Regions from separate parts of the Homo sapiens genome. Here all the other regions are linked to region 3. A link is a contact called in ENCODE Hi-C or POLR2A ChIA-PET data. All regions are on one chromosome and are shown on one strand. Each heading gives the region's core, a stretch centred on a gene start or an enhancer-like site at or near the end of the contact. The rest is flanking DNA. Distances are from core to core; before and after follow the strand shown. Region 1 holds the start of EI24 (EI24 autophagy associated transmembrane protein). Region 2 holds the start of ACAD8 (acyl-CoA dehydrogenase family member 8). Region 3 holds the start of PRDM10 (PR/SET domain 10). Region 4 holds the start of HYLS1 (HYLS1 centriolar and ciliogenesis associated).

Region 1 (2,700 bases), core at 160-2,659, 4.4 Mb after region 3:
GAGGTGAGGGCAGCTGAGCTAGATAACTAGCAAAGGCTCAGTGATATGCACGACACTAGTTTGTAAAGACTCACAGATCCACTCCCGTAACCTGCCACTGGCTCATCTATAAATTAAGGGTACTAAACTTCTTCATAGGTTTCTTGCATCTAATAGGGCACAACAGCATGAAAAAAACTTAAAATTCTATATAAACACAACCCCACCAAAGTGAGCCAGCTTGGAGGTTTAAGGAAGCCCATTACTTGGCCTGGATTTCTCACAGGGAACTGACAGGGAACCTGAAACATTCTGTCTCAGTCCACAACAGCTGTGTCATTTGATCCCTGGCCAGCTAACACCTGGTTTCTGCATGTACCAAGTGGCAGGACACCTCCTAAGAGTGACCTATGAAGGATAAATCACTTCACTTTTATACTTAGATCCTAACATCCTTCCTACAGGAATATTTGGTGAATTACCCAGTCTGACAAATAGCTGAGGCATGGGGAAAAATAACCTGCCACAATTTGAGAACACACACACAGACTGAATGACACAGGGGGAATCCTACAGCTGAGCTAGACAGATGAAGATGCATCTGGCTCATTTAACAGGTGAGAGAACCCAGTCTCAGAAGTTAAATGACTTGCCCAGACTGACAGCAAATGAATGGCAGCTACAGTGAACCTCAGAACCCGGTGTTCTAACGTTACCTCGGTCGAGACTTGTTTTTACTTAAGCTTTGCAATGAAGATTTTTGTTTTAACACGAGCATCCCATGGACAAATAACCTCTCAAACCTGGAAATACAAATGCCATTAAATTCCCAACAGTCATTAGAAGCTAATAAGCATCTGCTGAGACACACTTTTATTTCTAAGTCACTAAACCCAAGTCTCGGCAAACAGGAAGCTGTCGTAGCCCACTCCAGGTACAGGGAAGGTAAACATCCTCACTTCCCACGGGGCTCCACGGGCTGCCTCTGAGTCCACGGGTCCATTCAGGCCCATCTCCCCACAGCTCCTAGGCAATTCGGCAGAAAACTGGTCTCCCTAGGCACAACTGTGCACGAGGTACGGATCACGCGAGGTGCGGATCACGCACGCTCCGGGTCACACAGGGAGCTAAAGATAGCTGCGCCGCACCTGGGGCAGCCTCGCCCGGGGATGTGCCCGGCCCCGTCCCGCTCCCTCCGGCCCCTTCCCATAAGGGGTCCTCGCCGGTAGCCCCACCAACCCACGCTCGGGCCCTGCCTGCCCTCCCGGTCCCTGCCACTCAGAATGGGCGGCGCGGCGGCCCCGAGGCCTAGCTCGGCTGAGCCCGCACCTACCCACAGCTCCGCCGCCGCGGCTCCGGCCCTGCCCCTAGCCCACCGCAGGCCAGCTCCGCCGGGGCGCTTCCAGGGCCGGGGCCGCTGCGCCCGCACTGGGCATGCCCGGGCCGCACGGGGCCGCTGGGAAGTCGGGCGAGCGCGAAGAACCAGCCGGCACCACGAGGCGGGGCCCAGAGCCGAAGGGGTGGGCCGCGCGGAGCGACGGAGACTGGGAAATGTAGTCAGTCCGGGGTCCCGCCTCGCGCTGCGTGCGGGATCGTCCGGCTCCCAACTCCGCCTGGCGGCGGAGAGGACCCCTCACCCCTCCGCGTCGCCTCCTCCCCGTCGCCTCCTCGCCGATCCCGTTCTCACAGATCTCTCCTCCTGTTCTTTGCCCTCCCCCATTGACTCCACAACGCTGCTTGCGTTTCTAAAATCCTGTGAAATTAGTAACAGGATGCCTTTAATCCCAGCATTTTGGGAGGCCAAGGCAGGCAGATCACGAGGTCAGGAGTTCAAGACCAGCCTGGCCAACATAGCGAAACCCCATCTCTACTAAAATAACAAAAATTAGCCAGGTGTGGTGGTACCTGCCTGTGGTCCCAGCTACTCAGGAGGCTGAGGCAGGAGAATTACTTGAACTCAGGGGATGAAGGTTGCAGTGAGCCGAGATCACACCACTGCACTCCTGCCTGGGCGACTGAGCAAGACTCAGTCTCAAAATAATAATAATAATAATAAATTTAAAAAATGAAATAAAATAAGTGGCTGGGCACGGTGGCTCATGCGTGTAACCTCAGCACTTTGGGAAGCTGAGGCGGGCAGATCACTTGAGGCCACCCTGGCCAAGATGGTGAAATCCCGTCTCTACTAAAAATACAAAAAATTAGCTGGGCATGGTGGCACACACCTGTGGTCCCAGCTACTTGGTCGGCTAAGGAATGAGAATCACTTCAATTCAGGAGGCAGAGGTTGCGGTGAGCCGAGATCGCACTACTGCACTTCAGCCTGGGTGACACAGCTAGACTGTCTCGAAAAATAAAATAAAATAAAACAAAACAAAACAATATAAAATAGAATAGAATAAGGAATCCATCTACTAAAGCTTAGAAATCTTGTTACAAAGAGACCTAAGTGGTTTAATGACAAACTGATTATTGTGCTATTAATTATAATAATAGCTCTTCCTCCAAGCTCTATTCTTTCTCAAGAGTGTCAATTTAGAAAAGATTTTAGAAAGAATTTAGTAGGTATGAGTTTATTCTGGCTTACTTCATGGGAGGAAATCTTTTTTTTTTTTTTTTTTTGAGACTGAGTCTGTCTTTGTCTCCCAGGCTGGAGTGCAGTGGTGCGATCTCGGCTCACTGCAAGCTCCGCCCCCTGGGTTCACGCCATTCTCCTGCCTC
Region 2 (2,700 bases), core at 27-2,526, 4.3 Mb before region 3:
AGCAGAGCTCAAGATGCCAATACATATACACTAAAAAGGTAAAGCTAAATAGAAAAACACTCCAAATGAAATGGGAAAAGCCTTTGACTGCAGAGCCACTCAAGTGTAAGCAAGATGCAAACAATAACAAAACCCACCTCTAAATAATTCCTTATCTGCTTCGGTATCAACCAGGGTAATCTGGGTTATCAAATTCTAAGCGCTAGGCCAGGGCAGCACCTCTTGAATGAGTTTTAGGACATTCAGAAGAAAACAGTATTCTATGCCTTACTGTACTTTATAGATCTGATATCTAAGGGACTTATTCTGTTGTAAAGAAAACTGCCATTTATTTAAAATAAATTTAAAAATATTTCAGAAGAAAAAAGTGTTTATAAACATTCTTGGCAGAGAAGTCACAAACTGGCCGGGTCTCCACCACTCCTCGCTACATTCAAATTACTGTTCAGAGCCTAAAGACACTCAAGTTTGTCAGCTCTGGTAGAGTTTCCCACTGGCAATAATAATTATTTTTCCTGCATGAGTTTCAACACTAAAAGTGTCTTATAGCCAGAGGTGTTAAGATACCAAATCTTTGTGTGTGAGCAAATCTTGTATGACCTGGAGTTCTTGTGCAGTTGTCACCATCAGCACCCAGCCAGCTTCTTATATTCTCACTGCTTTTATGACCTACTGTTATGATTAAAAACCAACCAACCCAACAACAACCAAGCCCCAAGTTTCTTCACTTCTCTAAGCATCCGAGGGTGACCGGCCGCAGGAGGACCCGGGCCGGAGGGGAACCTGCGGGGGGATGACCGGCCGGAGGGGAACCTGCGGGGGGTGACCGGCCGGAGGAGGACCGGGGCGGGGGTGACCGGCCGGAGGAGGACCGGGGCGGGGGTGACCGGCCGGAGGAGGACCCGGGCAGGGGTGACGGGCCAGATGGGGACCCGGATGGTGGTGACCGACCGGAGGGGGCAGCCAGGCCGGGGGTGACCGGCCGGAGTAGGGAGCCAGGCCGGGGGGGTGACTGGCCGGAAGGGGAGCTGACGCCGGGGTGACTGGATGGAACGGGGAGACTGCAGCCCCTCGCGGACATATGTCCGCCGGGGTTCTGGACACCTGTCCTACTGCCCGCCAGGAGATCCTTACGGTCGATGCAGGAGGTCAAGCTCCGGTGGCCGGTCTGGACGAGGACCCGGAGACCGCCGGGCAGGCAGCCGAGGCGCGCCCCGAAACGCCGGCAGCCGCTCCACAGCATAGCCGCCGCAGCTCCGCGTTCAGCTAAGAGTCTGAACGCCTTCGACCTCCGTTGCGCTCGCACTGGCGGGACCTGCGACCCGGCAACGCCTGTCCCACTGCACCCTGGGGGTTGTAGTCCTCCCACGAGCCCTAACAACCCAGGTGCCAGGCGGGCTCCCAAGGGGACAGGACTACAATTCCCAGAAGTCCTCGGGGCCTCGGCGCCGCAGAGATGCACCGCCCACCAAGCGCCGCGGGGGTCGCGCTGCACAGCCTGCGGCGCAGCGGAGGCGGACCGCAGTCGAGTCTGCAGAGTGTTGGGTCTGTAGCCAGCAAATTACTTCATCATCTAGATTATCCATTCAGTTGATCCTAATTAGCAAGGATAACAAGGTAACACAAGGCTTACTTATATTCACCCAACAAAAGTGTCTCTGTGGAGCCACTTCCCAGTGAACTACATACTGAGATAGGGGTTCCTGGATGAGAAGGACCAAGGACAGAACCGAGAAGAGTTTAGGGGCAGGTTATGCGAGATGGAAATGGCGCAGATAACGGAGGGAAGGATTTGAGGGCTCAAACGTAGGCGTCTGTGTTTCGCAAAAGTTGGAGACGTTCTAGGCTGCCTCTCGTTGCCTCCATCTCGCTCTGCGCGGGTTTTGGAGGACATTAGCATTCTTTCTTGTATCTCCGTTGATTCCAGAATCGTCCGCACTAAAGTCCCCTGCAGCGTGACCATGTCGAGACCCCGGAAGAGGCTGGCTGGGACTTCTGGTTCAGGTGAGCTGCCCCTAGGCTGCACAAAGGCAGCCCAAGAAAAAACTTTTCTCGAAGAGCCTGTTTAGTACTCATTTTTCACTCCCTGCTTTTTGAGAACCCTTTGTGATATTTTTACTCCATTATCCTTAATCACTCTCCATCTTCTTTACTTGTCTCACCAAGCTCCTACCTACAGTTCCTTTTTCTTGTTTATTCAGGCAATGGTTGTTGTGCACAAAGACTCTTTGAGATACCAGGTGGCGTGCTAAAGAATATAAAGCGCCTGCTTGCGGGTGAACTGCAAACAGATGTGATGGGGTTCAGGAAAATGGATTGTTAAGTTTATGGAGGGAGGAATCACGGGGAAGGCCTCGAGAAGGATGTGGAATTTGAGCCCAGCCTTGAAGAATGGGAGACTTTCCACGGGCAAAGTTTAGTACTAAGAAAACGTGATGTCGTTTTTATAATCACAAAGATGGATGGCATTCTAAGTGGATGGAGGAGGAGGAACATTGGAAGGTACAGAAAGTACCTCTTTTGGGAATGACAGGGGTTCCAGATATACTACAGCACATTGCAGTTATTTATCAATATGTGGTGTTTGCAGTGGGCCTGTTAACTCCTAAGGGGCCATTAGGAAACTAGGTTAGGAAGGTATGCTGGGTTCAGAGCATTAGACAGCCATAAATGGTATTTAATGACAATTGATGTAGGGAC
Region 3 (2,700 bases), core at 1-2,500:
CAAAACAAAAAACAGTAAAGAGAATACTATTGAGTTAATTTTACAGTTTTTCACGCTGTGGGTGTTTTCTATTCTCGTCTTTTGCTTAGCTGTCCTGTCTCCCTCTTTTTCTCAGGCAATAGTTTAGGATTTTTGTAAGTTATATTGTCAGTACTTCTCATTTAAGTTCCAGACAGTGTGCTAAGCAAAGCACTTTACTCGGTAAAGTAAGAGCTCACTTAATCTTCAAAATAACGTAGCAAGGTAGATATCACGAACATAGCAAGGTAGATATCACCGAAGGGAAAACCGCTCCCCGAAGGTCCGAAGGTCCAAGGTCTCTCTGCCATCTAGCTGCCCTGCGTATTGCCTGCCAGTGGGTAGTTGGAGCTGGGTATCTCTCCAAAGCTGGGCTCTTGGCTGCCCTTTGTGAAGGCAATTTTAAGGGACAGCAGGATGTGGAAGCCTGCGGTTAAGGAGTGAGCTGAGTCACTGGGTAACCAGTGTTGAATAATGTTTCTCAATGTCTGAAATGACACTCACTTCCTTTCCAGATTGGTAGAGGAGAAAAAAGAGGCGCAGTGAAAGCGCTCTCAAGGTGCGGTGGGTCAGGGTGATAGGCGGCGCCCGGCCGCTCCCTGGGGGTCCTGAGGGCGAGACCCCGGCAGGCTCCCGACTCCGGGAGCCGGGCGGGAGTTCGGTTTTCGCCGGCGCTCCACGGCCAGGCCACTTCGGAGGCAATCTGTGGCGGGGCGGGCGGACGCGAGGGCCGCCTCACCCCCGCGCGTCTTCCGGGACACCGGGCCCTCGGGCGCGCGGGAGGCGGGCTTAGCACGGGCGCAGGCTGCCCTCGGCGCCCGAGACACCCAGGCACAGCTGGAAGCTTCCTCCCCGTTAGCACGCGGGCCGCAGCGGGGGCTTGACCCCAATGCGAAGAGTCGGGTTTTCTGATTGGCTGAGAGTAGAAACGCAGGCGAGCGCCGCCTGAGACCCGCTCTGCGATTGGGTTTTACACGAACAGCAGAGCACGAAATAAAGAGGCCTTCAGTCATTGGGCCATTATGTGAATCTCCTTTTGGCTTCTCTGCAGACTGAATAAGCGTCTCAGGATCTTCGTCATGACTCCTAAATCTGGGCCTGTCAGTTCGCCCCAGCGTTTCTCGTCTCTAGGCACGGCATGGGGCTTACAGAGTTTAACCAATCATATAACGTCGAGATCAGGTTGCCAGGCAGATTATGCTAATAAGACCCCGCCTTTTATGCTGCTCCCACTCTGCGGCGGGAAGAACCACCTGGAGGTGGCGGGGGGGGTTGATTTCTATCACCCCTAGGGAGAGAGGATCGGGGACCCGCTGATCTTCCAGCTCCCCTCACCCAACGTCGTGTAAGTACCTAAAGGATTAAGGGAACCAGATAAGCCAGGGTCCAGACTACCCCATAGACTGGGAGGGTGTTTCGTCTTTGCTTAGTCCCACCCAAAATGGCGCCCAGCTCTTTCCGCGTCTCAGAGCCCGGCCGGGGCCAACCGACCGCGGACCCGGGTGGGGGGGGAATTGATGGTGGTGGTGGGGGGGAGAAATCCCGGCGGCACCGCCCGATGGTACAGTCCAGCCGGGGCTGGGACGAGGCACCTCACTCGGGGTGGGGGGTCAAACCATCTGCACCTTCCAAGGGGAAGAGGGCAAGGCCCCCTCCAGCAGGCCCTCCTGGCGCCGCGTTCAGCGCCGGCCTCGGCGTCTCGTCGCCCCTGCCTTCGCCGCGCGCAGCCTCCCCCTGCGACCCCCGAGTGGCTCGCACGCTCCGCCGGCCGCGCGCACCTCTCCTCCCCTGCCCGCGTTGGTTGGGCCGGGACGGCGGTTGGGCGGCCTGCGCGCTCCGGCGGCGGCGGTTGCGCGGGCGCTCCGGGCGCGGCGGGCAGGTCTCCGCCGGCCGGGAGCCGAGCACCGGGGGCTGGGGGCCGGGCGCCGGGCTGGGGGTGGCAGTGCGGGCAGGGCTCCGGGGCTGGCCGGTTGCGGGCGCGTGGGGCGGAGGGTCCTGTTCGATGGGGCGCCCAGCTTTGTCTGCGGAGGCCGCGCCGCCCACTTGCCATCGATGGCTGGGCCCCCGGCCTGCCTTCCCAAGCTAGCGTCCGGGACCGGGGCGGGGGGCCGGCCCGCAGGGGTGTGGGGTGGCCCCTGCGGGTCTGTCCCGTGGCACCGCGTCGGGGCTGGCCGGGCGGAGGCGGAGGCCGAGGCCGGGGTCGCGGCCCTGCCCCAGTCCGCCTGCACCCAGGGTGCAGCGCAGAGGCAGGGCGAGGCCGGTCGGCGCTCGGGAGAGGGCTGATGGTGTGCACCTCTCCAGCCCCTCGCCAGCTTTTGTTAAGCAGGTTTAACCCTGCAGCTAGGTGTTGATACTCTACTAAGTAAAATGGAATATTCCCCGTCTGCCCTCCAGCCACGCGAACGCAGCGCTGTTGAATTTGTGTGCGCGCCTTTAGCCTTGCTTGGTGGATGAGTTGGATTTTAGTGCATTTTCAATCAATGTGCGTGTACACTTAAGCACAAGGAGAGGTGGCTTTGTGCTGTCATCGAGGATTAGATGTGTGATGAGACCCACCCAGCTCTGCCCTGTGCCCTAATTCTGCTGCTTTGCCTGTTGAAACCTTGCCTGTCTCGTCACCCCAAATTCTCTAAACTTAGCAGTACTTAACCTTTATTAAAAACAGCAGAATCACTCATGACT
Region 4 (2,700 bases), core at 51-2,550, 4.1 Mb after region 3:
AATTTCGAGTATTTTCTTTCTTCTTTACACGTACTAAATGTTGCTCGGATTGCTAAAAACATGTACATACTATGTTTGCATTCTTGTCCGATTTATGTCCTTGGAATAAACTCCTGGAATTGGATTATGACTTAGAAGTTATGGTACTACTTGAATTCTGATTTATGTTTTTCTTTTCTCTTTTTTTTTTTTTTTTTTGAGACAAGAGTCTTGCTCGGTCGCCCAGGCTGGAGTGCAGTGGCGCGATCTCGGCTCACTGCAACCTCTCCCTCCCGGGTTCAAGAGATTCTCCTGTCTCGGCCTCCCGAGGAGCTGGGACTACAGGCGCCCGCCACCAAGCCCGGCCAATTTTTGTATTTTTAGTAGAGACGGGGTTTCACCGTATTGGTCGGGCTGGTCTCGAACTCCTGACCTCACGTGATCCGCCCACCTCGGCCTCCCAAAGTGCTGGGGTAACAGGCGTGAGCCACCGCGCCCGGCCTGAATTCTGATTTATAATGCCAAACTGCCCTCTAGAAAAACAGATTATCCCCAGCACACAGGCCATAAAGGTGCTTGCTTTCATTTCTTCACTCTCTCAGCAGCATGGGGTACTGAAAAATCTTACCAATCTAAAAAGATATCTTAATGTTTTTCTTTGCCTGCTTAGTGAGATTGTATACTGTTTAGAATAAAAAAGATTTATTTCCATTTCGGGGTGGACAAACACCTTGGACGGTTCCATGCTGCAGTCCACAAAAGGTGCAGCTAGAAGGCGACAAGACACGCTCCGCCTTTCAACGGCAAAGCTCGCAGTCGCCCCGCCTGGCCGTGGGCGTGGCTTGGACCCAGGTCGCTAGCGGCCTTCGGGACTCCCCTCCAGCCCTGGGGCCGTCCCCGGCCTCCGCCTGGTCCCAGGGGCGCGGCCCAGGAGCTCAGAAAGGCCACCGGGGCAAAGACCGCGGCGGCGGCCAGCGCACACCGTGACCTCCAGGGGCTGCGGCCCGCCGCGCACATCGCCTGTAGCTCACGCTGCCCCGGCCGCCTCCCTCAGGAACGCAGACGTTGGGGACGGCTCGCCAGGCAGGACCTGGAATCCACGGAGGGAAGCTGCCACTCTGCACCGTCCCGACGGTGGGAAAAGGAGCGAGGGCTCCCGCCGCAGTGGGCCGGCAGCCACCAGGTCCCCGCGTCCCTCCGCTTCCGGCCTTCGCCCGGCTTACCCGCGTCGCGGAAGTCCGCTCTCTGCACCGCGTCCTGCCAGTCGCCAGCAGAGCACCGCAGATTCTGTTAGCTTTCGCGTAACTTGCGCAGGCGCACTGCCGGCCCACGCGCCGAGCCTGCGGTTAACCGCCGACCGCTGAGGTTTAAATCCGGAGAGCGAACCGGCACCCTTGGCCCGGTCCGCCCTCCCTCTTATTGGTCCTGAGGGTAAACGTCCTCCAAGTCTGTATCCTGATTGGCGCACATTTTGTCTGGGCCTTCTCCGCCGGCGGGAGCATGCCCGGGATTTCCAATGTGGCCTTAAAAATATCCGAGCCCGCCTAGCTGAGGCGCGCAGGCAGCAGCCGTTGCTGCGACGCCTCTGGTGTACTAAATCTGGAGGGGAGGTTGGGCCCTCGAAGAGAAGGAGAAGACCCTCAAACCTTGGCTAACGGCGACATAGCTGGCTTTTTGGAGAGGCCGCCTAACGGTCTGCCACTTCATTGGAATCAGCCTCCGCCCTTCTCAACTGGCTGCTGCGGGGCCAGTGGTGCCGGGAGACGAGGGCGGGCGCTCAGGGACGGTTCGAACAGTCTGGGGTGAGTCCGCCTGTGCGCTCTAGACGTTTCCTTGGGGCCTGAGAGAGCGGCTGTATGAAACCCTGGCGCACTGAGCTCTTCCTTTCCTCTGCATGGTGTGCAGGGCCCTGGCGTGACCCGTGGCTGCGTCTCCACAGCTCCTCCCACGTTACTCTAACTGTGCTCCAGCCACCGACTGCCTTGCTCCGACATGCACTTGTTTTCTTTTGGAATGTGCCTGTCTCCTTCACATGGTGTTACTCTCAACTTTTTTTTTTTTTTTTTTTTGAGACGGAGTTTCCCTCTTGTTGCCCAGTTGCCCAGGCTGGAGAGTAGTGGCGCGATCTCAGCTCTCTGTAACCTCTGCCTCCCAGGTTCAAGCGATTCTCCTGCCTCAGCCTCCCGAGCAGCTGGGATTACGGGCGAGCACCACCATGCCCGGCTAATTTTGTATTTTTAGTAGAGATGGGGTTTCACCATGTTAGTCAGGTGATTCTACCCCCTCGGCCTCCCAAAGCTCTGGGATTACAGTTGTGAGCCTCTGTGCCCAGCCACTAATTTTTTTTTTAAACCCGATGTTTTAACTCTTTTTGCATCTGTACCTGTAAAAAAAAAAAAAAAAAAAAAAAAAAAAATCTAGTGCTTGGGGATTGCTGAGGATGAGATCTGTAAAAGCAAGAGGAGAGGCCCTCAGGGTTCAATATCCTAGTCAATACCAAGCAAACCTATCTCAACTGGTCTTGAGTCCTGAGCATTGCATTTTCCACCTTAAACAAATAGGTGCTAGTTGTCAAGTTCATCTTACACCATTTCTTAAATCCAGGATTCAGTGGGAGGGGAGAAATGTTTAATCCTTTTCCTCCAAACACTTCGTATTATCTCTTACTCTCCCTCTTTGCCTCAGGGCCTTTGTGCTACCTCTAAGGCACTTTGAATTTGT

What was found. Hi-C counts contacts between places; a loop is a spot of excess contacts on that map. ChIA-PET counts read pairs that join two places held with the same protein, here RNA polymerase II (POLR2A). Pooled maps may share reads with other maps.
Region 1: a map of breast epithelium shows a loop between it and region 3 (29-fold over the local background). The contact joins the promoter of EI24 here to the promoter of PRDM10 in region 3. A Hi-C loop is called at or near these places in 1 of 168 maps with a recorded cell type or tissue (breast epithelium) and 5 of 50 pooled maps. POLR2A ChIA-PET finds 5 or more read pairs at or near these places in 1 of 52 experiments (A673).
Region 2: a loop to region 3 is called in a map of CD4-positive, alpha-beta T cell, with 9 times the contacts of the local background. The contact joins the promoter of ACAD8 here to the promoter of PRDM10 in region 3. A Hi-C loop is called at or near these places in 1 of 168 maps with a recorded cell type or tissue (CD4-positive, alpha-beta T cell), 1 of 37 single-sample maps with no recorded cell type and 8 of 50 pooled maps.
Region 4: a pooled map shows a loop between it and region 3 (32-fold over the local background). The contact joins the promoter of HYLS1 here to the promoter of PRDM10 in region 3. A Hi-C loop is called at or near these places in 1 of 37 single-sample maps with no recorded cell type and 10 of 50 pooled maps. POLR2A ChIA-PET finds 5 or more read pairs at or near these places in 2 of 52 experiments (BJ and activated B cell).

The regions. Positions count from the first base shown.
Region 1 is chr11:125,568,186-125,570,885 of GRCh38, reverse strand. It overlaps EI24 (EI24 autophagy associated transmembrane protein), which reads right to left and starts at 1,409. Exons shown (of 11, transcript NM_004879.5): 1 at 1,313-1,409. It overlaps STT3A-AS1 (STT3A antisense RNA 1), which reads left to right. Exons shown (of 4, transcript NR_132372.1): 3 at 444-596. RefSeq lists enhancers at 692-741, 1,244-1,745 and a silencer at 1,182-1,741.
Region 2 is chr11:134,252,144-134,254,843 of GRCh38, reverse strand. ACAD8 (acyl-CoA dehydrogenase family member 8) reads right to left here and starts at 1,276. Exons shown (of 11, transcript NM_014384.3): 1 at 1,135-1,276. The coding sequence starts at 1,243. THYN1 (thymocyte nuclear protein 1) reads left to right here and starts at 1,492. Exons shown (of 7, transcript NM_014174.3): 1 at 1,492-2,004. The coding sequence starts at 1,962. RefSeq lists an enhancer at 1,362-1,731.
Region 3 is chr11:130,001,385-130,004,084 of GRCh38, reverse strand. It overlaps PRDM10 (PR/SET domain 10), which reads left to right and starts at 1,250. Exons shown (of 21, transcript NM_199437.2): 1 at 1,250-1,363. PRDM10-DT (PRDM10 divergent transcript) reads right to left here and starts at 1,461. Exons shown (of 1, transcript NR_024233.1): 1 at 1-1,461. RefSeq lists silencers at 527-916, 1,627-1,946, 1,957-2,006, 2,037-2,216 and an enhancer at 1,027-1,116.
Region 4 is chr11:125,886,268-125,888,967 of GRCh38, reverse strand. HYLS1 (HYLS1 centriolar and ciliogenesis associated) reads right to left here and starts at 1,300. Exons shown (of 3, transcript NM_001134793.2): 1 at 1,203-1,300. RefSeq lists silencers at 723-1,112, 1,213-1,262, 1,353-1,402 and an enhancer at 1,543-1,592.